Linked DNA regions of Homo sapiens: region 2 is linked to region 1. Evidence: chromatin loops called from intact Hi-C (ENCODE). Cell type or tissue: CD4-positive, alpha-beta T cell. All regions are shown on one strand. Links, peaks and the distances in the headings refer to the core of each region. The heading gives the core; the rest is flanking DNA. Region 1 has its middle 16 kb from the start of DYRK2. Region 2 holds the start of LOC124902958 (a long non-coding RNA gene).

Evidence for each region. Hi-C counts contacts between places; a loop is a spot of excess contacts. Peaks named below come from ENCODE experiments on the same cell type or tissue, not always from the same donor. Only the 100,000 strongest peaks of a DNase experiment are listed, where the experiment ranks them.
Region 2: a loop joins it to region 1, with 5 times the contacts of the local background. A loop is called at or near these places in 7 of 110 quality-filtered maps.

Annotation. Positions count from the first base shown.
Region 1 is chr12:67,624,805-67,640,498 of GRCh38, forward strand. No RefSeq gene overlaps it. Among named protein-coding and RNA genes, the nearest start is that of DYRK2, 16 kb to the right of the region's middle. In CD4-positive, alpha-beta T cell, for the core only: no CTCF peak of the experiment used is centred there; a DNase peak (open chromatin) is centred at 6,127; H3K4me3 peaks cover 542 bases; H3K27ac peaks cover 3,031 bases.
Region 2 is chr12:67,691,548-67,707,241 of GRCh38, forward strand. LOC124902958 (a long non-coding RNA gene) reads right to left here and starts at 2,655. Exons shown (of 2, transcript XR_007063355.1): 1 at 2,405-2,655; 2 at 1-622. In CD4-positive, alpha-beta T cell, for the core only: no CTCF peak of the experiment used is centred there; DNase peaks (open chromatin) are centred at 6,074 and 7,564; H3K4me3 peaks cover 887 bases; H3K27ac peaks cover 956 bases.

The DNA.
Region 1 (15,694 bases), core at 2,827-10,826:
GTGCTCATGAAATTCCCTGGTCTTACCCACCATCCTGCAGCAGCTATCTTGATAGAATGGTAGAATGGTCTTTCGAAGATTCATCTGGCATCAAGCTAGGTGGCAATACTACCAGGGCTGGGGCAAGGATCTTCAGAATATGCTCTAAATCAGCATCCAATATATGCTGCTGTTTTTCTGGTAGTCAGGATTCACAGGTCTAGGAATCAAGGGGTGAAAATGGAAGTGGCACCACTTACTGTTACCCATAGGGACTAATAAAATTTTTGCTTCCTGTTCCCATGACTTTATGCTCTGCTGACCTAGAGTTCATAGTTCTAGAGAGAGGAATGCTTCTACCAGAAGACACAACAATGATTTCGTTGAAGTGGAAGTTAAGACCCACCCAGTCTCTTTGGTCTCCTCATTCCTCTGAATCAACAGACCAAGAAGGGAGTTACAGTGCTGGCTGAGGTAACTGTTCTGAATACCAAGAGAGAAGTGGACTACTGCTCCACAATGGACATAAAGAAGAGTATGTCTGGAATACAGGCTATGCCCTAGAGAATCTTTTATTATTGCCATGACCTTTGATTAAAGTCAGTGGGAAACTATAACAATCCAACGAAGGCAGGACTATGAATGGCCCAGACTCTTCAGGAATAAAGATCTGAGTCACCCCTACCCCATAAAGAAACATAATCAGCTGAGGTGCTTGTTGAAGGCAAAGGGAATACAGAATGGGTAGTAGAAGAAGGCAGTTATCAATACCAGCTATGGCCATGTGACCAGTTACAAAAATGAAGACTGTAATTGTCATAAGTATTTTATCCTTATTTTGTTACAAGTATATTTGTTTTCTTTCCTCTTTTATTCCTCTTTTATCCACTTATCATGTAGCATAAGATGTATTAACTTTACATCAGTATTTTAGTATTATTAATTTTACATCATGGTATTTAAGTCACAGGATATTAGGGAAGAGTAAATATATCAGTTAAAGACTTTACCTCCTATTCTAGGAAAGGGATTTGTACATTTTTGTTGTATGCTGGATAGTAGTATCAGATTAAATGAAATTATGACCTAGTTGTCTTTATTTGGAGATCAAGTATGGTTTAAAGAGATGTTTATAAGAAACAAGTTGACAAGGGATGGACTTCTGATGGTTAATTTTATGTGTCAACTTGATGAGCTAAGGGATGCATGCCCAAACAGTGGGTAAAACATTATTTTGGGGTGTGTTTGTGAGGGTGTTTCTGGAAGGGATTAGGATTTGAATTGGTAGACTGAGTAAAGAAGATTGCCCTCCCAGTGTGGAATCATCTAATCAGTTGAGGGCTCAAAGAGAACAAAAGGGAGGAGGAAGGGCAAATTTGCTCTTTCTACTTGAGCTGGAACATTCATTTTCTCTTGCCCTCAGACATCAGCACTATCAGCACTTCTGGTTCTCAGGCCTTCAGACTTGGACCAGGAATTATATCATCAGCCCCCAGTTTTTGGGCCTTTGGGTTTGGACTGCAACTATACCACTGGCTTTCTGGGTCTCCAGCTTGCAGATGGCAGATCATGTGACTTCTCAGCTTCCATAATTGCATGAGCGAATTTCTCATAATAAATCTCTCTATATCTATATAAATATCCTATTGATTCTGTTTCTTTGGAAAACTCTGACTAATACAGCATCCAACCCGTTCTTACTAGGGGATGGTCAGGAAAGACTGAGAGGTGAGATGATGTGTTGGGGAGAAGGTGCAGAAGGCATTCCAGGTAAAGGAGGTAGCATGTGGTAGGATGTGGCTCCTGCTTACCCTAAAATCTGTGTTAAGGAATTTGGCCTTTATCTTTAGAGCAGTAGGGACCATGTAAGTATTTAAATAGAGGTGTGGCATACTAGATTTACATCCTAGAAAGAGCACCATGTCCCCTGATTCTCAAGGTTTGTGTTCAATTTAACAAGCATTAAATGAGCCCTTATTACAAGCAAAGCATCCCTCCTTTGTGCTTTTGGGAAAATTAGAACATAAAAATTTTTCATAGACATACCTATAAAAAATTAAAACTATATTGGTAACCTACATTTTAAGCATATGAATGCAATATATTTAAAGAATCTTGTTTTTTTTCCCAAAGTTAATTGCAATATGTTTACATTGGACACCAAGGGAAAAAAATATTTTAAAAGCTTACTGAGAATGAAAAGGAATACATTTGCAACTTCTAAGGTTGGGAGACTTGGTGGTTGCTTCATAAGTGTGCAGCAGAAGCAAGTTCATATGTATTCTGAAAGCATGTTTGATGCATGTGACTAGAATTTATGAAGAGGCAAAGCTATGTTCTTTATGAGCTCTAGGCCTTTCCTGCCTGGAAAGGACAGCCACCCTCTTGTGGGTGTCATATTTTGTCATCACTGCAGTGCAGGTGTGAGGAGCAGCCCCATACTCCACTTTTCCATGTGCCCAGTGTTGTCATTAGAGTCTTTGTACTGGCTTCAGTAAAACAATCTTCAGGACAGACTATCCTGCTCTGCCCTTATACCCTTTTTCTGATGTTGCACAGTATTTAGTCACTTCTGGGATTTCCTATCAGAGTTGAGAATTGTGGGAAGAGGAAAGGGATTTTCATAAGACTTTATTATATTACTTGGGTTCAGATTTGTACGTTCTTGATTGGTTCTCTCTGTTCAAAGGTCAAATTCACAATAGTGCTTTTGACTCTGCAAGAGATAGATTTTCTTTGTCTCCTGTAGAACATTCTTACTACCTATGAATAAAACTTTATAAATACCGCAATTATTTGGGTTCTATTTTTGTATTATTCTCTTTTTTTTATTGTAATTATTAAGAACATGAACTCTAGCTGGGTCCAAACCAGGCACTGAAACTAAGTCTGTAGTCTTAGGCAAATTTTTAAACCTCCTTTTGCCTTAGTTTTTCTCCTCTATTAATAGAGATAACAATTCTCCACTTTCATAGCATTGTAGTCAGCTATGATACATAAAGCCCTTAGAATACTACCTGTATGATACTACACAACATTGCATTTTGTAAATTGAGTACTTTGTAAAGCGCTTTGAAGGAAAGTCAGAATGAAAAAAATTCTCTGAAATGGGTAAATGCCAACTCCAGAATTAATATTAGACAGTTGATCGCATCGCATTTTAACACAACTTTGATGGCACATACAATGAACAGTGACTATACCCACATCTAAATTAGTGCTAAGAAATTAATAGCTAATTGAAACATTAATGTGGCCAGTATATTATCCATTTTGCTTTATTTTATAATTGTTTCTACTAAAGTAACAGATTTTTATATTGTGGGTTTTTTTTCTTTTGGTCTTTTTTTCAGGTTCAGAAGGAACATTTAAGTAACATGGGCCTAAGAGTTGTAACATCTTAACGCATGGTAAGATGTTAAAACAAATGTAGCCATCAGTGACGCCACTGAATTAATCAAGTAGTTGGTGCAAAAGTAATTGCAATTTTCTCCATCACTTAAAGGGCAAAAACCATAATTACTTTTGCACCAACCTAACAGAACTCAGATGCAGAAACATGCCCAACAGCCACAATGGCCTAAATGTACCTCTCCAAAGGGCCTTATTTACAATCGCCATAATATTAAAGTGAATCCTCTACCCCTTAGTAGGGCATAACTTGAAATAGTGAATTTTCCTTTGTTCATATTTAGAGGTTTCACATGTTTGGAATTCAACAACAGGGCTTAACTTCGATAAATCAGGAATCATGGGTCATGTTCAGAGAATGTAGGAAATAAATCTTTCTGTGTTGGCTCTATCCTTCTGAAGATCATATAAATATGCTCATGATTGGAAGCATGCATTCTTCTTTATAGATTTCAATTCTGAAAATAGAAAAGTTTACATCTATGGCATTTCTACTTAATTCATTCATCAAACATTTTTTCAAGGAACTCTTATGTCCCAGGCATTGTTCTGGGTACTGAAAAGCAGCAGTTAAAAAAAAAAAAAAGAGAATGACAAAAGTCTCCAACCTCAAAAAGCATACATTCTAATGGAGGGAGACAACAGAAAACAAGTGAGTACAAATAAAATGTCATATGGTGGTAAGTGTGAAGAAGAAAATAAAGCTAGGGTCTGAGAGGCAGCACTGCAATTTTAAAGAGAATGCAGCTTTAAATAGACTGCACCTTTAAATAGACCTGAGCAAGACTGCAACGTTTAGGCTGGGATGGCTGTAATCCCAGCACTTTGAGAGGCTGAGGTGGGAGGATCACCTTGAGGTTGTTAGAGGCTTCATGAGCTACGATCACGCCACCGCACTGCAGCCTGGGACACAGCTCAAGATCATATCTTAAATAAATAAATAAATAAAACAAAGAAGGCAACATTTAGCAAAGACTTGAAGGCAAGGAGGACATTCTTGAGGAAGAGTACTCCAGGCAAAGGAACCAACAGGAGCAACAGGTAAGGCATGTGTGGCGGGGCATGCACGGTGTGTGTGAGGAACAGCAACAAGGCCAATGTGGCTGAAGCGAAGTGAGCAAGGCAGGGCGAAACAAGGCAAACCACCAGAGGGGCAAAAAAGGAGCACATAAATTATACAGGAGCTTTTAGCTACTCCAGAGACTTTGGCTTTTGCTCTGGCTAATGGGAAACTGTCGGGGAGTTTTGAGAAGAGAAGTGCCATGATCTTACATTGTGAAGAGATCAGTATGCCTACTGTTAAGAGGCTACTTCTGTAATCCAGAGGAGAGATAATGGTGCCTTTGAGCATGGTGATATTTGTGGCAGTAGTGAGAAGTAGGTGGATCCTGGATATTTTTTAGTGTAAAATCAACAGGATTTGCAGATGGATGTGATGTGATGTGTAAGAGCGAGAGAAGAATCAAGAATGACACCCAAGTGTTTGGCTTGAGTGATGGAAAGTCTAGACTTGCCATTTGCTGAGATAAGAAACACATATTGGGAAAAACAGAGGTAGAGAGGAAGAAATCACACGTTCAATACTGGCTACGTTAAGTTCGATATCCTTATTTATCAGGTATCTAAACAGCGATGTTGAATAATGTCTTAGTTCACTTTGTGTTGATATAAATAACTACCTGAGACTGAATAACTTATACAGAAAACAGGTTTATTTGGCTGACAGTTCTGCAGACTGTACAAGAAGCATGGCACCAGCATCTGCTTCTGGTGAGGACCTCAGGAAGCCTCCAATCGTGGCAGAAGGGGAAGGGGAGTGGGCATTACATGGCAAGAGGAGGGAAGCAAGAGAGAGAGAGGGGCAGGTGCAAGGCTCTTTTTTAACAATCAGATCTCCCAGGAACCAACAGAGGGAGAACTAAGTTATTATGCAAGGACAAATGTTCATGAAAGATCCTGAATGTCCCAAATACCTGCCTCCAGGCCCCACCTCCAACATTGGGGAACAAATTATAACATAAAATTTAGAGGGTACAAATATTTAAAGTATATCAAAGAAAGAGTTTGCTTTAAGCATCATCTCTGTTCTGAATATATTACTTATAGCTGAGTGTTTCTGTAGTAATGAGACATTTGAATTGTTTCTTGGTGCAAACCATGTTTATGAACTTCTACAAGAAGTTCAGAACCTCAACACTGCTTTCAGGAAAAGCAAACTAGTAACAGTAAGATATCAGTTGTGTGCTTCTGATGTAGAAAAAGAGTCCCAAAATAGAGCTAACTCTGTCTAGAAAAGCTGCAAGAGGTTACCAAAGAGTAAAACCAAAGATTTTACTGCAGTGAGCTATTACACAGGCAGTGGTTTTAGGGTCTTCGCACTCTTCGGTGCTAAGTATAAATCGGTTTGATTTTCAAGCACAAGAGAAAACAATGTTTCTTGTGCCAGGTATGTATTTATGCACAAACTAGTTTGAAAGGCTTCAGCGTGAATGCCCAAATTACAATTGACCTCTGTTAGTCTCAGCAGTAGCACCAAGAAATGGAGCATAAGAAATGAAAAGAAAGAAATGTCAGGATACATTTGTAGCAACAGAGAAATGGCGGTGAGAAAATCTCAGGAAATACAAAGCTTACAGTAAAATTAAAAATCTAAATGCCTGCTGGAGAAAGGTGGTAATGTCAATGGGTAAAGCCAGCCTAGCACACACACAATAACAGGAAGTGGTGGGGACTGCGGTGACCTGCAGGGCAGGCACTGGTGGGAAGTGGGGAGGGCTGAAGCTACAAAAGGTGGGGGATGTTCTCCGTTGCCAAGTAGGACTAGGAGGAAGCACAGTGCAGACAGATTTTGCCTTATTTCCAGAAAAGCCAGAAATCTGGATATTTACATGAAATCTCCTGATTTTTAAATGTTGGCATTTAGTTCACATTTTCAAAAAACACTGTGGAAGCCAAACAAAACATATCTGCAGGCTGCTTTTGATCTGTAATTTCTAACTTTGCAACTTCTAACTTTGCCATTTACATACAAACAGTTTTAATTATTGAGTAAACTGAGCCATTAAATCCCTACATAGTTATGACAATGATTTCCCCTACACAGAAGAAACAGAAGAAACCATTTTTTTATGACCTGAAGCTTCTGTTGCAGTATGAAATCATGTTATTCAAATACTAGCAGAGGAAAAGCAAAATAATAGAATAAAAATAATTCCTTTCCTTTTCAGAATTTTTACAAATGAAAGTTGTCAACTTTTATTACTACTTTTGCATAAATCTTCTGAAAGTTAAGTCACCATTAAACTAAATATGATGTGGAATAAGGTAGAGTTACGCTCTGCTGCTTCTGAAATAGGTTGACATTTTATAAGATTCTCCTGGAATATTCCTCTGAAGGATGTTGGGTTTCAGAAATCATATAAGCTGATGGAAAACGACTGGTTCTGACTGAAATGAACAAGTGGAAGGAGAGATTTTCATTATGACTAAGGCTATTTCATAGTCTTTCCCAGTAACTCATTTTCTCCATCATTCTATCTGGAAATCTTCATTGAAAAGCAAGAATACCAGACAATTGGATAGATTTGAAGGAATGCTTAAACTCGATTCATTCTCATAGCCTAAGCAGGCCTCTGGACCATGCTTCAAGCACTGTGATTTGAGAGGAATCTGAGAAATGTTCTATCTTCCAGGGAAATTTCCTAAGAATCTTTTGCCCTGTGGTGGCTTTATTTCTACCTATACCTATAGATTTGGAGGAGAGAGGGTCTTCATTTTTCTCCTCTAAATTAATTGAGAGAATAGACATTCCTAGAGTGGGGGTAATATCTTAAAACCCTTACCAGCTAATGGTTAAGGCAGGAAAATGACTTTTTGTTCCCCCAGCAGGAGCAGGGAGCCAACAGGGCAAGACTATAAAGTAATGGCAGAAGCTCCGGAAGTCTGGAAACAGTATGAACTGGAAGTGTCAGAGTGTCACTCAATTCTGCCTAGAGCAAGAGTTCAGACAGCCTTCAAATCACTTTGGATAAACACAGGAGGCAGCCAGGGAAACAAAGCACTGTGGAGTTCAGTGTTCATTGCCCGGATGGGCTGATGGGCTCGTTGAGGAGAGGGAGTTTATTTTAAACATCTTTTGTGCCTCTTTGCAATGCCTGGTGCAGGGTTAGGCATACATCTTAGATGTAATAAATACAAGTTTAAATGAGTACAACATCTTCAGATGGATTTGTGACTCTAGTGTCAGACTATTGTATATATTATCATTTGACATTTCAAAATCATTTATATTCTATCATACTAAAAGGCTCACACATGCATGTATTGTTGAAGTTATTAATGGTTTCTTACCTAATTCAGGCACATTAAGTCTGCAGGTTAAATGCCAAGAAGTAGACTTTCAATATAACTAAAACATGCTCCTTAGAAGCAACCAAATTGTTTTAAGTATTTTAATTAAGATACTTATAAAATTACTGCACTCTTTCTTGCTTCACAAATTAGAGTTAAGTATAAAGAGCAAAACTGAACTATTTCTTAATCACTGCAAAAGATCATCCATCACATCTGTTGCATTAACACTTTAGGATTATTGTTGGTCTAGAGCATCTTACTTCAGTGCTCTACGGCTTAAAGCAGCTATGCTTTTTAGATCCTTTGCTTGCTTTTGACAATTTTTCTGTCTCTTTCCTTACTGAAAATAGTCAGTGGATCTTTTACTATCACCCTCCCACCTTTCTTAATTTGCTAACTCTAACATGCAATGGCCTGAGAAACCAGATTTCTAAGCTTAATAGGAAGGTGTATCAAAGAATAATAGCTCATACTTGTGCATTTTCTGTGTGCTAGGTTCTGTTCTGTGAATTTTAAATAGGTAATCTGATTTAATCCTCTATGAACCCTACAATGAAAATACTATTTTACAGGTGAGAGAACTGACACAAAGAGCTTGAGAAACTTGCCAAGTTCATATAATTAGTAAGTAGGGGAGACACAATCTGTATTCAGGCCATCTGACCACTGTACCATGCTATGGATTGTTTTTGAGTAAAAGAATGGATGATTCTTTCATTAATAAAATTCATGGATTGCAATGCATGGATTTTGTGACACCAATTGTGTTTATCTACAAGTCTTTAAAAAGTCCCTTCTGCTCTTCAGCTGTGTTCTGGATCGTTGATGTTAACATTTGGATGACCTCTGAAAAAGTCAGAGTTATGGTATTTTAAATGTAGGGAAGGCATTTATATTTTCTGGCTTAGTCTTTTCACAAGATTAGTTTCAAAAGGTGAGTAGGGTTCTTGTTTGGTCTCATCAGTGATAAATCAAAATTTCCTCAGGTTCTTCAGGGAATTTAAAAAGTCCTCATTGCTTGAAATGAAAATAGAAAATGACTTCGAAGTTAGAGAGATTAAGGATAATTTTAGTAAACTTCACTCTCGCCCCCATTTTATACTAATCCCAAATCATTTCAGGAAAACTTTTAACAACTAGGGGAAAAGATGCATGGGGAGGGCTATGGAGGAAAAAGTGATGTTGGAAAAGCTTGGCTCAAGAGGAAGCTGCTGAATGTAGGTTGGTCATTTACCTGAACTTCAGCAGGACTTACTTTGTGAACTTTGAGGAGATTTGCTGACATAAAGGTTAGAAGTGGTAAGCCTGGGGACAGAAGCTGCTGTTGAAAATGTGGTCCTCCAAAAAAGAAGGAAGTTCTTACACTGCCACGTGCTCCAGGGCAGCTGCCAGCTAGCCATGTGTTTGCTCAGTGATTTCTTTGGCACTTTGCAAGATCTTGCAGGATTTCAGGATATTAGTGTTTCCCCCGACTTACTCTTCATAAATGGTCTCTTTAGACACCCTTTGCTGCCAGTTAGCTCTATGTGAAACACTTTAAAAAAAAAAAAAAAAAAAAAAAAAAAAAAAGGAGAGGATGTCTTTCTCTTTTCTATTGCTTTACCAGGTTAGAGAACATTATTTCTCTTTGGAGGGTCATCTTATTACTTTTCTGTTGATCTTATTTATATTATTTTGTTGATTTTTCATTTCTCAAGGAGGAAAAACTCATCTGACCCCATGGTATAGATACTTTTTTGTTTGTTTCAAAGATCTGAAATATACAGTAATTTCTCAGTCTTGGATCATTTCTCTCTACCAAGTTAGATTATTAGTCAACATTCCCACATGCCAATATGACTGTGCTTGACTGAATTACATCAGAAATGTATAATTCCAGTCAAGTTCTCATATTTGGTAGAGCATTTCTTTGGATAAATTCTCTGGGTCTTAACTTCCTTTTTTTCCAAATGTTGTCTTAATAGCTCTGTAGTGAGAGGAAGCAATTCTGTTTAAGAAACAGCACATAAGGGAAGACAAAATAAGGACCAAGCCAGTAAACAGCAGCATGGGAACAAGCCTAGAGTAAAAAAAGAAGAGATCTCAGATCTGCTTGGGTTGGGTGTGCTGATGTCAGGATTTCTATTGAATGGGATTCCCCAGCCATTGGGGGTGGGAGAGGGAGAAGTACTAACAGGGAAGCTGAATGTGCCACTGTTAGGTCAGATGAAAATGTGTGGGCAGGTAGTGGAAGATAGCGGCCTTCCCATCCTCCATGCCCCCCCCCCACAGCATATGTGCAAAGTTCTGAGTGGGTAAGTGAGCTCTGGCATCAGAGTCCCTGAATCCAGATCCATTCACTGCCAGTTACTAACAAGTTATTTAACCATTCAAGGCCTCTATTTCCTTGTCTCTGAAATCAGGATAATATACCTGCCTCATTGGGTTGCAGTGAGGAGTCAAGGAGATGGTTCAGGCAAAACACTTCGCACACAGCCTGACACATGGCTCAAGAATAAAGCAATCAAGGATTTTTTTCTTTCTGTAAAGCATATATTATATGAAACGTTTGTCAGGTTCTTCACTCATTGTAAATTAGGCAAGGAGGAAAGGATAATACAGCATTGGTATGAGAGGAGAGAGAGGGAAAACAGGTGCCCAAAATGGAACAACCCCAATGAGATGGAGAACTGAAATACAGTCATGTGTCACTTAATGACAAGGATACACTCGGAGAAATGCCTCTTTATGCAATTTCATCATTGTATAAGCATCACAGAGTGCACTTACACAAACCTGGGTGGTACAGCCTACTACACACCTAGGCTATACGATATAGCCTAATGCACTTAGGCTACAAACCTGTACACCATGGTACTGTAATGAATACTGTAGGCAGGTGTAATACAATAGTAAATACTTGTGTGTTTAAACATGTCTAAACATACAAAAGCTACAGTAAAAATAAAGTATAAAAAATTTTTAAAATGGTACACCTGTTTAGGGCACTTACCATGAATGGAGCTTGCAGAACTGGAAGTTGCTCTGGGTGAGTCAGTGAGTGAGTGGTGAGTGAATGTGAAGGCCTAGGACATTACTGTACACTACTGCAGACTTTATAAATACTGTACACGGACTCTACGCTCAATTTATTTAAAAAGTTTTCTTCCTTCAACAATAAATTAACCTCAGCCTACTGTAACATTTTTACTTTATAAACTTTCATGTTTTAAAAATGTTTTGACTCTTGTAAGAACACATAGCTGTGGTACGTGCCTATAGGCCTTGCTACTCTGGAGGCTAAGACAGGAGGACCCCTTGAGCTCAGGAGTTTGAGACCAGCCTGGGCAATATAGTGAGACCCCCCCATCTTGAAAAACAACAACAACAAACCCAGAAACACATTGTACAGCAGTACAAAATTATTTTCTTTTTGTATATTCTTATTCTATAAGCTTTTTCCTTTTTTTTTTTTTGAGACAGAGCCTTGCTCTGTCACCCAGGCTGGAGTGCAGTGGTGCGATAGCTCACTGCAACCTCCGCCTCCTGGGTTCAAGCAATTCTCATGCCCCAGCCTTCCTAGTAACTGGGATAGGCAAGCGCCACCATGCCCGGCTAATGTTTATATTTTCAGTAGAGCTGGGGTTTCACTGTGTTGGCCAGGCTGGGTCTTTGAACTCCTGACCTCAGGTGATCTACCCACCTTGGCCTCCCAATGTGCTGGGATTACAGGCATGAGCCACCATGCCCGGCCTTAAATTTTCTTATTTAAATTTTTTAAATTAAAAATTAAGACACAAGGACAGATTAGCCTAGGCTTGCAAAGTCAGGATCATCCATATCACTGTCTTCCACCTCCACATCTTGTCCCACTGGAAGGTCTTCAGGAGCAATAACACATGTAGTGAAGCTGTCATCTCCTAGGATAACAATGTATTCTTCTGAAATACCTCCTGAAGGACCTGCCTGATGCTGTTTTAAAGTTGATTTTTAAAATAAGTAGTAAGAATACACTCTAAGAATAAAACTTGAGCATGGTAGCTATATAAACCAGCAACATAGTTGTTTATTATCATTATCAAATATTATATACTGTACATCTGCTATACTTTTATAGGACTGGCAGCACAGTAGGTTTGTTTACAGCAACAGCATCTTAAACACATGAATAATACATTGTGTGACGACTTTGCAATGGCTACAACATCACTTAAGCAACAGGAATTTTTCAGTTCTATTAGAATTTATCAGAGTATCATCATATGTATTGTCCATTGTTGACCAAATCGTTGATAGACAGAACAAGACTGTAGCTCCAAATGAAAAGAGTTAACAATGTGTACTATAAGAAAATAATTTGATTCTAATATTCTAGTGATTTTTTTTCTATCTTTTGCCTAAAGCTTTCAATCTCATGCTTGGCCTCATCTCATACATTTCATCCTGTCCCTCTTCTTCCTTGTAAAAATTCCTACGAAGTTTCTCCTATCTCCTCCTTTCTCATTCTTGCTGTCTCTCCACATTCATTTTCTTATTTTGATTTACGTTTAAGTTCAGGGGTACACGTGCAGTCTTGTTATATAGGTAAACTCGTGTCACGGGGGTTTGTTTACAGATTTTTTAGTCACCCAGGTATTAAGCCTAGTGCCCATCAGTTATTTTTCCTGCTCCTCTCCCTCCTCCTCACCCTCTGGTAGGCCCCAGTGTGTGTTGTTCCCCTTCATGTGTCCATGTGTTTTCATCATTTAGCTCCCACTTATAAGTCAGAACATGCAGCATTTGGTTTGCTGTTCTTGCATTAGTTTGCTAAGGATAATGTCCTCCAACTCCATCCATGTTCCTGCAAAGGACATGATCTCATTCTTTTTTATAGCTGTATAGTCTTCTACAGTATGTATGTACCATGTTTTCTTTATCCAGCCTACCATTGATGGGCATTTGGGTTGATTCCATATCTTTGCTATTGTGAATAGTGCTGCAACGAACATACATATGTATGTGTATTTATGATAGCATGATTTATATTCCTTCGGGTATATACCTAGTAATGGGATTGCTGAGTCAAATCCCACACCTATTTTCTTGCTCGTCATCCTTTCTAGTACCTTCACTATGACTTATTTATCTTTTGCTGCTCTTTGAAAGCATTGATCTCTCTATTTCTTTGTCCCTTCCAGGTCACAAGAAAGCTGTTTTTTTCTTTTTCCAATAAGCAAACCTCTTTTTCCTGCCCAATTAACAAAATCCCTTGTAATCTCTGTTTTCGTAACTGTTATTATCTGCCTACCAATAGTTTATTATTTCTTGGCTAGTTTGTATTATTTGTGCCAGTTGGAAATGCTGATCAATGGCCAGTCACCTGCACACGTGCTAAATACAAATATTTGCTTACAGGCCTTTAGAGTTTCTGTATTTCAAAACCTTCATTAGAGAACAGTGCTGTGTGAACAATGGATATGTCCAATATCACTTATGAGAGATAAATAACAAGCACAATGTACTGTCTACAATGATACTTAGAGTAGCTCTTCTTCAATCAAAGACATTTTCGAATGTAAAAGTGTTAAAAAATTTCCAGGACAATTTAAGAACAATTGTCTAAATTATTCAATCATCAAAAATGATTTCTCTTGCCTTCGCCTAGCTAATTAAAGACAAACATGGGTTTGGGCCTTAGATTGCCCACTGACTGTTTATACTATTGAAATGAGCCAGCATATTGCCACCCCAGATTTTAACTTAAGTAAGAGTGCAGATGTGCATAAATGTATGATTTAATTAAAAGCAATTTTCCAAGGCCCTTGCGTGGCTAGATTCCTCTGTGGAATGGCAATATCAGTAGACAGGACCTATTTCTACTGCCATGGACTCCTCTTTTTCATTCATTTGAAGCAGAGGGGTAGATTTGTTGCAATAAGATAAAGAAGAAATAATTAACTTACGTTTGGACTTTTTGTGACTTTGGCAAAGTTTATTCTGAAACACCAGATTCAAATCATTCTCGGGGCGACAGTAAGAATTTTCCCCTGCAGTCCTAACGCCTCAAAGCTTGCCCATTATATGGCATGTGCTTTTGGGAGTACCTACCCCTCATCTCTAAAATGGGGGAAATTTTGTAATAATTGGGTTTGGGGGAAAAGAAAAGGAGAAATTTGTTAGCAGTCAACAAATTTGGATTCTAAACCTAATGCCTTGTCTACCCCTGCTAATGTCTCTGTACATGTCTCTTAGATATTTTTATTTCACTGTTTCCATCTATGAAGTAAGCTTGCCCTGGGTAACAGGCTACTGGGGAAAGCCAGAGAGTGGCCTGACCATATCAACATGAGGGGCTTCACTGAACAGCTCATTTTGTGATATGAAATGTTATTGATGGTAATAACAAGATTGATGTGGTCATGGTGGTGATCTAGTCAAATCTTTACCTAATGCTGAAAGCAACATCTGCATAGACTGTAGCGCCAAACTACTTGCCTTGGCATTTGATTTGCTGGGTGACCTTGGGCAAGTTAGTTAACCTCTCTGTGCTTCAGTTTCCTAATCTCTAAAAAAGTACTAATAGACCTACCACACAAGATGATTGTGAGAACTATATTTGTCCACATGGATAAAGCTCTTACAACACTAACTGACATGATAAATGCATTCTATAAGTATTAGCTATTATTTTGAGGGTACTCAGGCAGCCAAGATGTAAGGATACTATTACTCATTGGAAGGGTCCCTTAGCCTGAGACTCTTCTGCATTCTTTCCATGCAACCCAGGTCTAGGAAGCCCCAGTGATAGTTTAGGGTCATTGGGTTTTCCTGGTGAGCACGGCTATCCTGAACCAGACACTTCTAAACTTCCCCTATAATAGACCTACATCTGAAGGGAGAATGAAAGTCTACATCCCTGGACTTGGCCCATGGAGGCTTGGAGTTAGAGGGGCCAAATAAGCAGGGTTGGCTCATATCCCCAAGGTGTATGGGACCCCCAGGGCTGCCAGTAAACCAGGGCAATGGGTCATTCTGGATCCTGTTGGTGTGTTTGAGTGTCTCTCCCCTTCATCTCTTTACAATAGCTCTTTAAAAAGAGGATAACAAAGGAAAGAGAGGTCTTTAGATTTTTGCATTTTCTTTTAATGACATGTACACTTTAGCTTAAATTTAAACGTTGGCATCCAACATTGGCGAGCAGCCAGTGTATCAATTCTCTCCACAGATGAGACATCAGTTATTAAAGTGGGCTCCAGAGCACACTATTTACTCCTCATTTATAATACTTTATTTTCTTCCTGAGTGATTGATAAATTCTGTCTACACACCACTGGGAAAGGATTGAGGAGGGAATCTTTCTGGATTCCAGATTTCCCTGACCCATTATCTCTTAATTATATCTCACTTTAGCTGATCATTTTAATAAGCTTTATTACAAAATGCCTTGATAAGCAGGTTTAAGAATTGTGTATGCTTCTCAAACCCAAAGGTAGCAAGAAAACCATCTGGCCCTTCTGGCCTCTCTCTACTTCAAAATGAAGTCTCCTCTTTTGGGCTCTAGGGGAAGCATCTAAATAAATAGTATCTGCCTCTGCCTTGCTCTGGGACCACCCTCAGGTGCTCCTGAGAATGACCTCTGAACTGTTCTCTTCACTCCGGTTTCTTTAACACTCTGCAGCCAAAATGATGCACCTTCCCTACTTAGCACTTTCCTCAGGTCAACTCGCTGCTCAGAAATCTCCAGTGGCCTCTTGTGTCCATCCACCTCACATGTGAACCTCTTCCTGGCTTTTCGTTGTAGTCCGTGACCTGGGTTCACCTCGCTGTGCTCCTCGACACCTTATTTTCCAGTCCTCAGTTCCTATTCTCTACGTAAGGACCACCTGACCTTCTGCAGTGCTTATTCCCACTTCTCTGCCTTCATTTCTGTTGCTCCCTTAGTGTGGAGTGACTTTCTTCTGCTTAAGAGAAGCCTGCTCATTTTCTGAGGCTC
Region 2 (15,694 bases), core at 3,039-11,038, 67 kb after region 1:
ATTCAATGTTCTTTCTTGTGTCTCAACTCATATCCATATTTTCTTCTCAGAATTCCATAGGTTTAGCCCTTTGGGGGTTTTTACTTTTTTCTTCTTATTTTTTATACTGCCTGTTCCTACTTTATGCTGTGTTTTACCCATATTTATGTCATTTTAATCAGTTCCATAAGACTGTGTTTGAACTCCCCACCTCCACTTGCTTTTGTTTTGGGTGATGACTGTGCTGTCCACCTCTGCCACTTGTTTCAGGCCCTACTACTTTTTCCCTCCAATGTTCCTTCTTTTGTGTCTGCCATCTATTATTGCTGAATACGTTATTGTCGTTTTTGTCTTCTTATTTTATTTTCTCCTCTTCTTCCTTCAGTGGATGTCTTGAGATGTTCTTGCTTCTTATGTTCCATGTTTGCTGACATAGGGCAAAACTAAGAATCTGCGACAAGACAAGCTGCTTTTTCCTCTATCAAAGCTGCCTTCATCGGGCAGCTGTCCTTCATTCTCAATTACTTTATCTACTCTTTTTTGCCTTTTTCACATCCAACCTGTAATCTATATTTTCCTTTCTTCAGCTATATCTTAAACTGTTAAAATAGAGCCTGACATGTAGTACACATTCAGTAAATATCTGTTGAATAAAAGAAAACAATAAATGAATGAATGGTTGTTTGGTAATTATCGCCTCAGTTGTTGATTCTTTGCTTTTATTTTAGTTCCTGGAAGCTGGTCTGCCTGGATCAGCATTGCGTGTGGTGCATATTTTTATGTAGTTTGCATTACCTTATGCCCCACAAAGACCACACATTTCTTACTATACAGGAAGTGCTGTTGCATCCTGGGCTTCTATATGCATAGTGATTTTCCTTACCATGTGTGTTGATGTGTTTTTAAAGTGGGAAGTGGAGGCTTTTGTGCATAGAAAGGAACCATGTATAGGTATTTGAATATTAAAATAACATTTAATTAATTTAAGTTGCAAACGAAACTATAATTTTCTTAGGACTTTAAGTTCACTTTGTGATTTTGATTTTACTTATAAACTAAGTAATTTTTACATAATTTGAAATCATCCTTCCACTTATTTAATTCAATTTTAGCGGATTAAAATCCTTTATAGTCATAGTAATAAGCCATCAATTAAGTTCCCCTAAATTTTTAAAAACACTTCTAATTTATTATATCAAGCAACTGAGTTGCCTCACAAGGCCAACTTAAGCCTCAAAAGGCAAAATCAAAGAAATTGTAAATCTCATAATTCACCCTTAAAACCATAATGAGTCAAAATATTCAAATACTGTCTATAAACATTATCAAATTATCAACTCTGTGACTTAAGATAATGAGAATAAAATTGATTATAAATTTCACATAGAAGTTATGAAGATCAATTTGTCAGATTTCCTAATGTTAGGTTTTATTAAACATTACTAATACTTTAAACACAAAAATTATAACTTCTGTTTCTAAACCTATTAAACAGTATTAATGCTTTGGGTGGGTCCAATTTACTTCATGATCTTTATGTTCAATTTTTAGCACTCCTATAATTGTAAAATCATTTCCCTATGAAGGGGAGCAGTTTTACATCCCAGCTGGGCTGAGGTTACGCGGTTGAAAGACCTGGGGCTGTGATATAGTTACTTATTTATCAGATGTTTAAGATAAACATGGTTCATAGGCTACAAACTTCTAGAATGATTCTGCCCAAGCCACAGACAGACACACTGAGTCTTTTTCTATATGCTGTGTCCATGAGGGGCCAAGATCCTGTCTTTTTGTTGGGATTGATTTGGCAGACAATGTCTCCTGGCCATTTTAACCCCACATTATACTTTTTCCCAAATCTTTTATAACACCTTAAAACATTAATTATCTTATCTTTTCTAGGTGGAGATTTGTGTACCCTATTTAGGTTGCCACAAATTGCTTTTATCACTTGGTTAAAGTCTTCATTTCTTTCACATTTTTTTTTTCAGCTTGACTTTAAATCTTGTGTACAAATCCAAAATTTGAACATTAACTGGGAGTTTTATGACATTAAGGAATTACTGTTCACCATTCTTTTAGGGGTGATCATGGTATCATGGGTATTTTTAAGAGTCTTTATCTTTTAGAGATATATTCAGAAATATTTACTGATGAAAATACAAGTAAAACACAAGTCAATAAATCATATTAGACCCAAAGTATTCCATTCATGCAAATCCTCAGGATCACAATGATTTAGAAAAGGTGAAATCCAGAGGCCAGAGCAGGGTCCTTCCCTAATCAGCTTTATCTTTCATGCTTTTCTTAATCAAATGAAAAGAATCCCAATTCGAGTTAAAGTAGCAAAATCTCCCCTCCGCCCTCTCCGCTCTCTCATTTCCCCTCTCCCCTCACTTTTGATTCTTTTTGCCTAGGTTTGGACCTGATGTTTAGTCTTGTTCCACATGGTGGCAAGAAGGCTTCAGGTAGCTCCAGGGTTGTATGGTACTGACAGCTAGCAGTCTCAAAAGGAGAAACTCAACGGCCAGCATCCATGACAATTACTCCAGAGAGCACTGATTGGCCATGCTTGGGTCATGTGTATTCCTCTGGACCAATCACTGTGACTCAGGAAATGGGGTGTTCTGATTGAACACCCTGGATCACAGGGTAGTGGGAGAAGCAGGGCCCTTTGATCCATAGACTCAAGAGAATGATTTGGAGTTCGGGAGGGGCAGTTTTCTGCAGTAAGGAACACCAGACAAACAAAAAAGTGGCAGATGCCCATTACAGAACAAAATATATTCAGACAATTTTGTGAGATTCATGTATATCAAGTCTTTGGCTGTTCCTGCTGCCAGCTACAATCGTTGTCTGTCCCAAATGGAAAGGCACTTGGCAGCTGATTAACTCAATCCCTTCTTCCTTGGCATAGCACTATTTCATTTTTGTATTGCTCAGTTCCAAATCTGTCTTTTACTTTTCCTGGAACTGCTAATACATTACAGTCTTTATCCAAGTCACACAAGGTCTTCTATATTTGTTTTTAATTTGGAATCATCACCAAGTTTTTCCAGAATTCTATGTTCTTTCCTATAGATATATATTCTCCAGGATAACTCCTGTTTCCCAGCTAAGCCAACTTCCTGGGGATTTGAATTACTGAAAAGATGTCCCTTTAGGCTCATCCCAATTCATGTAATAAATTGAGTCCCAGTGCATAATCTTACAGTCAGCTGCTTTTAAAATGAATTCTAAACTCAATTGAGTTTCCATTCAAGAGGCATTTCCTATTCCTACTTTTATCTTCCCCTGTCAGAAAATGCAGAGCTGCTTCTAGTTTCCTGTCCTCCTGGGATGCTGCTGCTGCTGCTGATGATGATGACAATTATAATAAGAAGGTAGTTAATATTTACTAAGTAAATTAGTGCTGGCATTGTGCTAGGTATTTAGTGCAATCTCTCTTTTAATCCTGACAATGTGCCATAAGGCAGATGTCAAACCCCAATTTTACATAGAGGGAAATAGGCTCAAAGTGGGGACTTACTCCAGGTCACACAGCCAGTAGGTGGACTATCTGAGATTTGAAACCAGGTCAATCCAACCCCAAATGCCACGCTCTTTATCCCTGTGGTTAGACACATGAAACTATCACCTTTCTTTCCCTTTTCTTATTCCTCCTCCCCCATCTTACTGGTTTTGCTTTCCTTTCCAGCCCCTTCCAATTCTTTTATCTTTTTTCCTTCCTCTCTTACACAAAGGTTTAATTTGCCTTCCCCATAGTAGGCACTTAATAGAAAGTTGTTGAAATAGTTGTGTTGCCAATTTATTGAACAGTCTAAATTTATGCTTCCATATTGATGGTCATTGGATCCCTTCAACCACCTCTGTAAGGAAAGCTAGGTGTTATTCCTATTTCATGCATCAGAAAATTAAACATAGACAATGAAAGAATAACAGACATGTAGGGTCAACTCGTTTTATCGGAATGAGGGGTTAAAGCCATTGAACAGGTCATGCCCTAATAGACTCTTGAAAACCTGAAAAAGCAAGCGATTGATCTGCCTCATTTAGAATAAATGCCCGAGTCCTTTCCATGGTCTGAGCCTCTTCCTTTTTGTCCTTTTTATATTCTCAGCCTCCGGGCCCCAGGCTGTTTCTCCCATAGGCAAGCTTTTACCTCAGGGTTCTGCTCTACCCCTATTGTCTCCACCTGGAGCTCTCTCCCTCAGAAGTCAACAAGGCTCTCTCTCTCTCTCACCTCTTTCAAGTCTTTGCTCAAATGTCTCCTTAGTGAGGGCTTCCTTGGCTACTGTATTTAAGGCTTCCATGGCTACCATAACTAGGCTACTCAGTTCCTATAGGATTCCCTTTCCCCTTTCCTGTTTTACTTTTCTCCGTAGAACTTTCCACTTGTTAAATTAATATCATTATTTAAAATTTTCTGAATTTAAAGAATGTTTGCTCCATTAGGACAGGAATTTTGCCTGTTTTCTTTACTAGTATACAGTAGGTACTCAATAAATTTTCACGGAATGGATGAATGAATAAATGCAGATTTTCATTCATTCATTTATTCAAGAGACATTGACCACACAGGAGATGAGCTGCCTGTCCTCCTGCCTGCTTTGTTTGAACACCTCAAGGAGGAAGGCTAATAAAAGTCCAATGCCAAATATGAAAATAAATATTGCAGTCAGATGTTGAGTAATAAAAAGTAGTGTAAAATTGCTGTCTTAATCGCTATGCCATTGGAGAAGCCCAGTTTAAGACAAGGAAAGATCTGTAAGACAGGGTCAGCCAGGGAAAGATAGGAAAGGAATTCTAGAGACAGAATCCTTCCCCTCTGCTCCAGCCCAAGATGCTGCCTCCTGTTTTCTGAGAAATAAGAAGGCAGGTCTATTCCTGTTATCTTGGGACTCAGCAGGGCAGCCCTGTTCTTTAACAAGACAATCTTTCAATTTATGTGACTTGCATATTTTAGAATAAATTCTGTTAATATGCAAGCACTAATACTGTAATACAATCATTTCTACTTCCTGCCAGTGTTTTATGTCTAAGGCGGCAGCTCAGTGCAGAAAGAAATTTAGGTAGGCAAGGGAATAACACTGCTTTCCCTTCATGCTCAACAATGTGCCACCTGACATGGGATTCTTTTCAGTTCATTTGTTTGTAATTTAAACCAATTCCTGTCTCAGCATTGGCTCATGCCTGTAATCCCAGCACTTTGGGAGGCCGAGGTGGGAGGATCACTTGAGCCCAGGAGTTTGACACTAGCCTGGACAACATAAGGAGGCCTTGTCACTACAAAAATAAAAATAAATAAATAAAATAAAATTAGCCGGGTGTGATGGTGCATGCCTGTGATCTCAGCTACTTGGCAGGCTGAGATGGGAGGATCACTCAAGCCCAAGAGATAGAGGCTGCAGTGAGCTGTAATTGTGTCATTGCACTCCAGCCTGGGCAACAGAGCAAGACCCTGTCTCAAGAAAGATACAGTAAAATAAACAAACAAATTTTTGACTGGGAAATGTCTGTTAAAACATCAGGAAGACTCCCAAATTAAGGAAAGGACTATCACCATCAACCTCAAATTGAAAATTAAATCATTTTTCAATGTCTTGAAAAATCATACAGAATCTCTACAAGTCTTGGCTTTGCCTTAATAATAGTCAGTACACTGGCCAACGATGGCACCAAGATTAAAGGAGGAGGTGAGTCTGGAAACACATGAACTTGACCTTCTACAATCGATTTCCTGTGAGGGAGACTCTGGACATGGGCAAAGCTTTAAGCCAAAGATCTGTGATGCTCAAGGCTCATCCAGGCATTGGCAGTGTATTCAATGTATAAAAAAAATTCTTTTATTTCCAATGACCTGTTTTATGTTAATTTTATTGTGATGTAGAAAAATAACTAGTGTGTCCTTCAACTTACTTGCCAAAACCTACTCTTTTAAATATTTTCTCAGGAGAAAAGTCATTTTAATTTTAACTTAAAAAAAAAAAAACCACAACTTTTCAGGTAAATTGCCAAACAGATGTTTAGTGCTTAGAGTCTCAGGGCAGCCTTTGTGTTGTGGTTGCAAACATACCTATCTTCTAGATCAGAGGTCAGGAAACTACATCTCTGTGTCACAAACACGACTGCCGTGTGTTTTTGTAAATAAAGTTTAGGATAACCACAGTCATTCATTGCATATTGTCCACTGTCTACTGTCTACATATATTGTGTACTGTCTCTGGGTGCCTTCCCTGCTATGGCAGAGTTGAGTAGTTGAGATAGAGACAGCATAGCCCACAAAGCTTAAGATATTTGCTCTCTAGCCCTTGACAAAGAAGTTTGCCAACTCCTAATCTAGTAGAGGCAAATTTCTGTTATAAAGTCTGTACTTATGTTTACTCATGAATGCATCCATTCTTTTAGAATAACATGGATCATAGTGTACATAATAAACTGTTCCAAAATGGCAATATGGTTTAGTGACCATATATTATTGTCACCATTTCCCTTATTATGTTAACTTCTATTAGATGAAAATGCTATTCTGTAAAACAGAATTATGAAACAGTATACACAGCACAGTGTGAGAGTCAATGGCAAGACATTGCACACAATGAAACCCAGTGAAATGTGAAGAGGCTAACCGGGAAGTCTCCGTAAGTGCATATATTTCACAGCTGTGGTGCTAAGAGACAGATTGCTTGGAATGCCATGAGTAGACAAAGCCAAACAAAAATGAGAGCATGAGGAAATTTTTCTGGTGAAAACAATTTTTCCTTACAAATTTGAAATATTTTCCCTTTTATGTTATATTCTTTTTTTCCCCTTTTGAAGTAACATGGCTTCATCCTCTGCCAAATGTATTCCTTCCCACCCCTACCCCACTTTTGGTTTCTTCAATAAATAAAAATTGATTCCTTCACCTCGTTCACATGGACAGTTTCACAAGCTTATAGTGCATGTTGAAAGAAGTGTTGGATTGATTTTTTTTCAGTAGATGAAAACAGTAAAATTGTTAAACTGCATTAAAAAATTTTCCATATAATTGAAGGTGAAGGCATCAATAAGCAAAGCACTTTTAAGGCAATACTAAGGTTCTCAGCCTTTGGACTGTATTGCTTTTCTTCTCCCCATCACGGGGAATGAGATCCATTCTTGGCTGTTTAGTATTCTGTAATGAAAGGAAAAGTCACTCCCACATTTTTTGGGGTAGAGAAGGGGTTGTTAGTCAGCAGGACTATCAAACAACAGTAGTCATTGCTGTTGCCTGGGCTTTTGAGGGGACCAAAGGAGACCAAACCGAAAGGTTCTGTAAAGTCTGTCTAAGTGAAAGATGTTGCTGTTATCATCTGATTTAGTCATCGAAACCTCCTAAGAACCTCTACAGAGGTTTGAGATGGGGAAGGAAGGAAGTGAAAGTAAAATCAAGCATTTCTGTGACTATTTAAAGCCACCCTAGCAATAAGCCTTGCATGGTAAAGAGTTGAAATTGAATGAGGCTTTCAGTTTTCTGTGGGTTTCACTGATTCACATTAGCCCAAGGGCTTTTTGTGTCTCCCCATGTAGCAGTAGTTACACCCCTGGTTGGCATGAGATAAAATCCTGCCGTGCACACAGAAACCAACTTCTTAGGCATTAGTCAGGGTCTCTCTGAAGTAGAAGTGCCTGAGCCACTTCCGTTTTTTTATTTTTAATACTCATGATGTGTTAGAAAGTGAAGAAATGCCAAGACAGACTTACAAACACTGTGGTATACTTTTTAATGTTTATGTTTAAGAAATTAGTAGTCTTAACACATGCATTTAAGTAAGTGCAATGTAATTATTTTGCTTTTCAAAAGATTTCAACATAAAGAAGCATTTCTACAGGGTATACTATAGGCAGTGGGACCCAAGTTTAAGGTTGTGTGAGGGACAACTCCCTCCAGTCAGACGAGTGAAAGTTACTGCACATATAATCTCACTTGGGGATGATGTCAAATGTCCATGTCTGCGACCCTGTCTAAACTAGGAGGCTGGGCTAAAAGGCTCCCTTGCCCTCCTTCTCCCAGCTCCCCCCACCCACTGCCACCACTGAGACCAGATCGTAAGTACACAATTATGCCTGTGTGGGGAAGTGGGGAGGAGAAACACAAGGTATGATGGAGAGGTCCATTATGTACTCTTACACAAATATTTTTCAAGTGCATACTATGTGCAGAGGTAAGAAGATAGTACCATAGTTAAACTCATACTTAGGGTTTAAATCCTGGCAGTGTTATTCCCTACTTGAGTTATAAAACTTCTCTAAGCCTTAATTTTCTCATCAGTTAGCTCATTTGTGAGGTGCTTCATTAGTTGTTATGAGGATTAAATGACTTACCCACATAAAGTTATCTGAACAGCACCACCTTGCACTGTGAGCAAGCAGTATAAAAGTTCTTGACCTCAGGGAGCTTAATTTCCATCTCCCTCACTGCATTTTGCTCTCAGCTCTCCTGTCTGCAAGCTGGTCTACCTGAAACAACTGCCTTGCAATATCAAAAGATATCTGATAAAACGGGTAAATATAGCTCCACTGATGAGGACAAAAAAAAATCAGCTGTATTAAGGAAATTCTCTTAAAAAGTCATTAATCTTCCATTCAACAAGCAACAATGTGTGTTAGACACTGTTCGGGGAATGCTGATATTGTAGTGAACAAACCAGGTGTGGTTCTGTACTCATGGGTGGGAAAGATATTGGATACATACATTGTTCTGCACAATGTAAACATTTTGTTGCAGTATGAAGTGCATACAGAAAGTGCACAAATAAGTGCACAGCTCAACTCATTTTCATGAAACGAATGCACACATATAATTAGTACCCAGTCCAATAATCGGAATCTTACCAGAACCCCAGATGCCTTCTTGTGCCTCCTTCCACTCACAGTCACTTCCAAGGGTAAATATTATACTCATTTCTGTTAGGTTGGTCCAAAAGTAATTGCGGCATTTACCATTAAAGTAATGTGCAGTTTTCCTGCACACATTACTTTAATGACAAAAACCACAATTACTTTTGCACCAACCTAATAAAAGTCAGTATAGTATTCACTGCCAGGATTCAAACTCTAAAGTAATGGCAAAAGCCGCAATTACTTTTGCACCAAAATAATACAACCACAGATTACTTTTTCCTGTTGTAAAACTTTATGAAAAAGGAATCCTGACGTACTCTTTTGTAATGGGCTTTTTTTTTTCACTCAACATTATGTTTGTGAGAGTCATCCTTTTTTTGTATGTAGCTATAGTTTATTTATTCTCATTCTTGCATATTGTTCTCCTATATTGTATGAATTTACCATGATTTTTGTATCCATTCTATTGTTGATGGACATTTGGGTTGTGTCCAGTTTGGGAATATTACAAATACTGCTTATGTTACTATTAATGCTGTTAACATTCTTGTTCATGCCATTTGTTAGATATACATATGTATTTCTGTTGGGCATATTTTTAGGAGTGGAGTTGCTGAGTATAAGGTATGGGTATGTTCAGTTTTAGTAGATACTGTCAAACAGCTTTCCAAAGTAGTTGTAACAATTTACACTCTGGTCAGCAGAATAAGAGAGTTCTGGTTGCTTTATATTGTCTGTCTTTTTCATTTTAGTCATTTTGGAGGGTATGTTGTAGTTTTTGCATTATGATTAAAAACATTTTTTTTTTCAGAGACAGGGACTTGTTCTGTTTCTCAGGCTGGAGTGCAGTGGTGTGATCATAGCTCACAGCAGCCTCGAGCTCCTTGGTTCAGGCCACCTCAGCCTCCTGAGTTACTGGGACTGCAGTCCTCCCAGCTCAACCTCTCCTGAGTCACTGGGATTTTTCCATCTTAATTTTCATCTGTGCTTTCCTAATGACTAATGGAGTGCCTTTTCATATGTTTATTTTCTGTTTGAACATCTTCTCTCATACAGTATCTATTCTGACATTTGCCCATTTTTCTATCGAGTTATTTTCCTGTATCTCATTGATTTGAAGGAGTGCTTTAAATATTCCAGATAATAGTCCTTTGTTAGATATATGTTTGAAAATCTCTCTCTCAGTGTATGACTTTTTACTCTCTTAATGGTTTTGGAGAACTGAAGCTCTTAATTTTAATGCAGTCCAATTGATCAATATTTTTCCCCTTCACAGTTATTGCTTTTTGTGTTTTAAGAAATCTTTGCCTGAGACAGTTCTTGTGGAAACAGCTAGTGCAACACTGAGAAACTGTTGTACATTATGTTGCCTAGAGTACAAACAGCACAGTCAGGATAGCTAAAGGTGACCCCAAGAAACCAAAAGGCAAGATGTCTGCTCATGCCTTGTTTATGAAGACAATGCTGGGAGGAAAATACAAATAATAATCCAGAGGCCTCTGTAAACTGCAGTTTCCAAGAAGTGGAAATACACTGAGAGGTGGAATACAATGTGTGGTGAAAGAGAAATACAAATTTGATGAAATGGTGTGGTATACTATGAGCAGGAAATAAAGGATTATAGACCAACTAAGGGAGGCAAGAAGAAAGATGATAACACCCTCCCCTCATGCCCCACCTTCCTCTTCTACTTAGATCTCTGCCCAATAGTAAATCCACAAATTTAGGCATTTCTACCGGAGATGTCGCCAAAAACCTGGATGACTGTTATGTATGTAGAATTCCTAAAATGCCCCCATAAAGATATTTCCCCCTAATCCCAGGAACCTGGGAATATGATGAGACATCACTCACTAGTGTGGTTATCATATTTCATGGCAGGGTTAGGTAATCTCCTTAAGATAGGAGATTATCTTGGAGGATCTAATTTAATCACATGAGACCTTTTAAGCAGAGAGCTTTCTCCAGCTGGTGGCAGAAGAAGTCAGAGAGATTTGAAGAGTAAAGGGGTTATGGCTTGAAGTTGCAGCAGGCCCACCTGAGAAGGAATTCAGGAAACCTTAAAAGACCTGAGAGAGGCCCTGGCCAACAGGCATCAAGGAAAGAGGATCCTCAGTCCTACAACCACAAGGGACTGAATTCTTCCAGCAACCTGTGTGGGCCTGGAGGTGATGTCTACTTAGAGCCTCCAGGTGAGGACCCAGCTTGGCTGATGGCTTGGTTCCCGCCTTGTGATTCCCTGAGAGGAGAACCAGGTGACATCGTGCTGGACTTTGTTAAAAGCTGTTAAGTGTGTGGTAATTTGTTATACAGTGACAGAAAAATAAAACATGCAGGATAATTTTAGTGATGGTGAAAAGCTACCTTATAACAAAGTTGAAGGAGATGTATGGGAAGTAGGTGGCCAACTATAATCTAAAGCAAAGGGATGGTGATAGAGTTTGGCTATTTGTCCTCACCCAAATCTCATGTGGAATTGTAATCCCCAATGCTGGAGGAGAGGCCTGGTGGGAGGTGTTTGGATCATGGGGGCGGATGCCTCATGAATAGCTTGGGCCATCCCCTTGGTGATAAGTGAGCTCTCACTCTGAGTTCACACAAGATCTGCTTGCTCAAAAGTTTGCGGCAGCTCCCCTGTAACCCATGCTCTCTCTCTTGCTCCCATTCTTGCCATGTGAAGCGTCTGCTTCTCTTTTGCCTTCCGCCATGACTGGAAGCTTCCTGAGGACCCCCCCAGAAGCAGATGCCACTATGCTTCCTGTATAGCCTGCTGAACTGTGAGCCAATTAAACCTCTTTTCTCATAAATTACTCAGTCTCAGGTATTTCCTTATAGCAGTGCAAGAACTGCCTGATACAGATGGAATAAAGAGATCATCTAGCACACACCAGAAAAAAAGATGGAAGAGTAAGGTGAGGAGTATGAGAAAGGGAAAAAGAGGATGCAAAAGAGAATAATGAGGAAAACTGCATGTCTGTCTCCATGTGTATGTATACAGGACAACTGCAGTAACTGACCACCTCCTATTTGAGAGTCTGTTGTTCTCACTGGGTTTCATTCCGCAATTGAAATATAATTACACTGTAGTTTTTGAAGCGCTCCAGGAAATGCAAGTGGTTTCTATGTTGTGTTCATGGGTGTCACAAGCACCCAGAAATTCAATCAAAGTTGTCCATATTTCTAAACATTTTTAAAATGAAAAGAAACTCTTTTGTTATCCTCACTCCATGAATTTAGAGATCTGTGAGAGAAGGCAATTAAAAATGTTCCTGAAATTAAAAAAAAAAAAACTTATGTGTAAGGTAGTGTTATTGATTAGAAGTCTTGAGTTATCAACTGTACATCAGCTGTAATTTGTAAAAAGAACAAAACAAACTAGATGACTTTTTATGGTCTGTGCTTGGTGGTGTAATGCTGTAGAAGGTGGCACTTTTTGGAGGGGGCTGTAGCTCAAGGATGAGGCTAAACCTCTTTACACTGCTTCCGGCTGTCTTGTTTTTCTATACAGTGACATAACATTCTGCTGACATTCTTAGCTGTGGAAAAGGGGCACTGGCTGGCATGGGAAGTGTTCTGATTATTTTTAATTAAATCTAGTAGTTTGAAAACAAACTGTAGAGGTCTTCGTTGTCAGAAAACTGCATAGGTACTGCTTCAAGGAAGGTGCATAAGCCTTCTGACCTCAAGCACACACTTTGCAACATTCTGTTATTTTTTTGGTATCATTAGAACGCTAAGACTCCCTTTCCTATTAATGTTTTTATTGAGGCACAGCATAGCACAGAAGAACGCATAGAGGAGGCATAGAGCACTGTGAAGTTCCACAAAATGAACACACCTGGGTGACAACCACCCGTGATGACAAGCCCCCATGCACGCTCCTTGAAGCTCCAGCTGCCCCTTCTCCCCAGAGGCAACCTACATCCTACTCTTAATACATAGATTTGAGTTCTCTCAGAATGTTGAAATGCTTTTGAAGCAAAGTAGAGTATGCTGTTTTTAAAACTGGGAGGAAAAAAAAGAAATTTCACTCCAAGATTATGAAGATCTTTTCCTGTTTTCTTTAGGAGTTTTATTGTTTTATCTTTTGCATTTAGGTCATGATCCATCTTGATTTAGTTTTTGGTGTGGCAGTGAGGCCAGGTTACTGTCTATCCTTGGCCCAACGGAGAACCTGGTGTCTTCACTGGGATCCCTTCCTTGGCAGGTCCTGAGTTCCTATTTTCATCTCCTGAGACTGCCAGAAACTCTGATGATTTTCAGAGGCTTTCTACTTCTGTTTTTCAACCTCCACTCCTTATATACCCCCAATTCAGCACATGCTTTGAAGGGAAAGCCAACTGTGTGTTTGAAACCCTTCAGGTCTCTTTTAGAAGTTCTCTGGCTTCTCTGTCCTCAGATTCTCGGCTCTGCCATCAGCTCACCTCTCTGCTCTCTCAAGTCTTAGCCCCTCCGATTCTCTTAGCCTTGACAGCCCACCACTGCCTTCAAACAGGTGATTTCTGCATTTAATTTGGGCTTTCTTGTTTTGCTGTAGTTCCAGGTGATGTGGAGTAACAGTGCACAGTGACTCCATATCACCTGGAACAATGGAAACATTTTAAATTGCAATTATGTAAAGTAATAAAGGAAAAAAACCCATAGTGCTGTTATAAGAGGGAATATTAGGAGTCTGTGGCTCAAGTTCACTGTGTTCTGTAGAAACACTGTAGTTTATCAATATCATACCTGAGCCTTCAGCACATAGACACAGAATTAGTGAAAGAAGCCAGCAGCTAAATGCCTAATTCCACTTCCCCCATCAGCCCTTCATTTGTAATGAGTAATTTAACCTCTCTAGGCACCAGTTTCTCTGGTTCTGGCATTTATTCTTCATCTTAGTGGCAAGATTTGTCTTACGTGCTTTAAACCCTTGGAACAAAAGGCAACCTTTGACTAACTTGGCCCATTTAAAAAGAGGTACCACAGAGGTTCCCTTCACTCATTTAAAGTGGTGCGTAGGGGCTGGGGAAGGGGTAGAAGCGGGGAGAAAAAAGAAAAAAAAATGGCGTGTGTATGCTTGAAAAATCAAGACAATCACTTTTTGTTTGTTTGTTTTGTTTTGTTTTAAAGATGAGGAGGCAGAAGAAATTCCCACAGGGCCACATACTACCAAAAGCTACTGAGAAATAATCCCTTGAGGAAGGATATCTAGGGCAAATGTCACTTTGCTTTCATGCCATTTCTTCTATGGTTACTTCCACATCTGCTCCAGCAGCCTGGGGTGAACACAGATTTATAAGAAGTCGTTTGTACAAAATAAAATTAAAAGCCACAAGTTAATGCTACCATAAGATTAAGGCTGAGCTTAACTTGATAATATTTAGTGTCCTAGGAAGGCATAGAGTTCAGCTTACTTTTTTTCTCTCATGGTTGAATTTGCAACTGATGATGCCAAGTGATTGAGAAAGGAGTATCTTAAAAGAGAGCCAAGGGACGGGCAGGTGTGGAGGCAGGCTGGACAGTCATCTCTATCCTTAGATAAGGACAGGGATGGGCAGTGCTTCCTGCCAGCTGTCTTCAAGCTGATGGAATTCTGTCATAGAGTAGGGCAGCAGGGACCTTAGAAAATCTGAGTGATCACCCCTTTGGGAGAAAAAAATGCATAAATAATTAATTAAAATTCCCTTTTAAAGTAGGGTCAGAAGAATATGAATGCTGTCTACGTGGGAGTCAACACCCAGAGATAACATCAGTTAATAGAGGATGTGATGGCTCAGAAGATAAACAAAACAGAGTGTAGGAGAATGCTAAGAAAAACAAATGAAGGGAAATAGGGAGGGGATAAAGCAGATGATGAATTGGGAGGAAGCGGCTACTTGGGGACAAGCCAGGGAAAAATGTGGAAAAAAAAGGAGCTTAGAAAAAGCTAAACACATGTAATTGCTGGGGTGGGGGTGGGGCCATGAGCATTCACTAGAAAAGCATCTTCTGCAAAGGCTTGGACCTTGACTTCTTCATTTAATATTTGGGATATTTCTCTTGAGATTTGGCTCCAGGAAAATAGCAGAAACAGCCACGTGCTGAACAGAGAAAGGCCCCAAAACCTACCAGAGGCAGTCTCTCAAGAGAGTTCCGTCTTTCTCTCTCTGTCCTTTTGAGTTCTCATCCTCTCTCTCAATTTTTGCCATGCTTTTTCCATTATTTTATGAAGCTTTCCCATCTTGTCCCTTCTGATATTTCTTACTCCCATCCAGTTGCCATAGGAATAGCCATAGGAAGTAGAATAATAGTAATAAAAACAAAGGTGATAACATATATTATTAGATATTACATGTATTATGGTATATGATTTATTATATAATATATACCATTATTCTATATTCTATATATTAATGCACAGTATATTACTATTAGTTTAACAGTTGAGAATAAGCATATACCATTCTTGAGAGTCTTCTCTGTTTTATTGTGAGATGTGAATGGTCCCTGAATTTGAGTTTTAACTTGGCACTTGAAGATTCGCAGTGTTTTTAAAGGCATTCTAACTCTTGCTGGATCTCAGAATACCCATTCCCAAAACAGTACAATTTCTGTTATTATTTTGAAATACATATTTCCTATATTATAGCACTATGAAACTGTCAAGCAAGTTGTAATCATAAATATAATGATACTTTGTACTTTTAAAGTGCCCCATGCTCTTAGAGCCAGAATTTCTCAAGCATTCTTGCAAGCCAGGCAAGCAATACCCACCAGTGAAAAACTGAAATATAGAAGTTAAGAGCTTGAGCCAGTGCCTTAGAGCAAGTCAGAAATAAAGCTGGAATTTAAGGGAAATATCTTACACTGGACATTGGACTTCTTATCC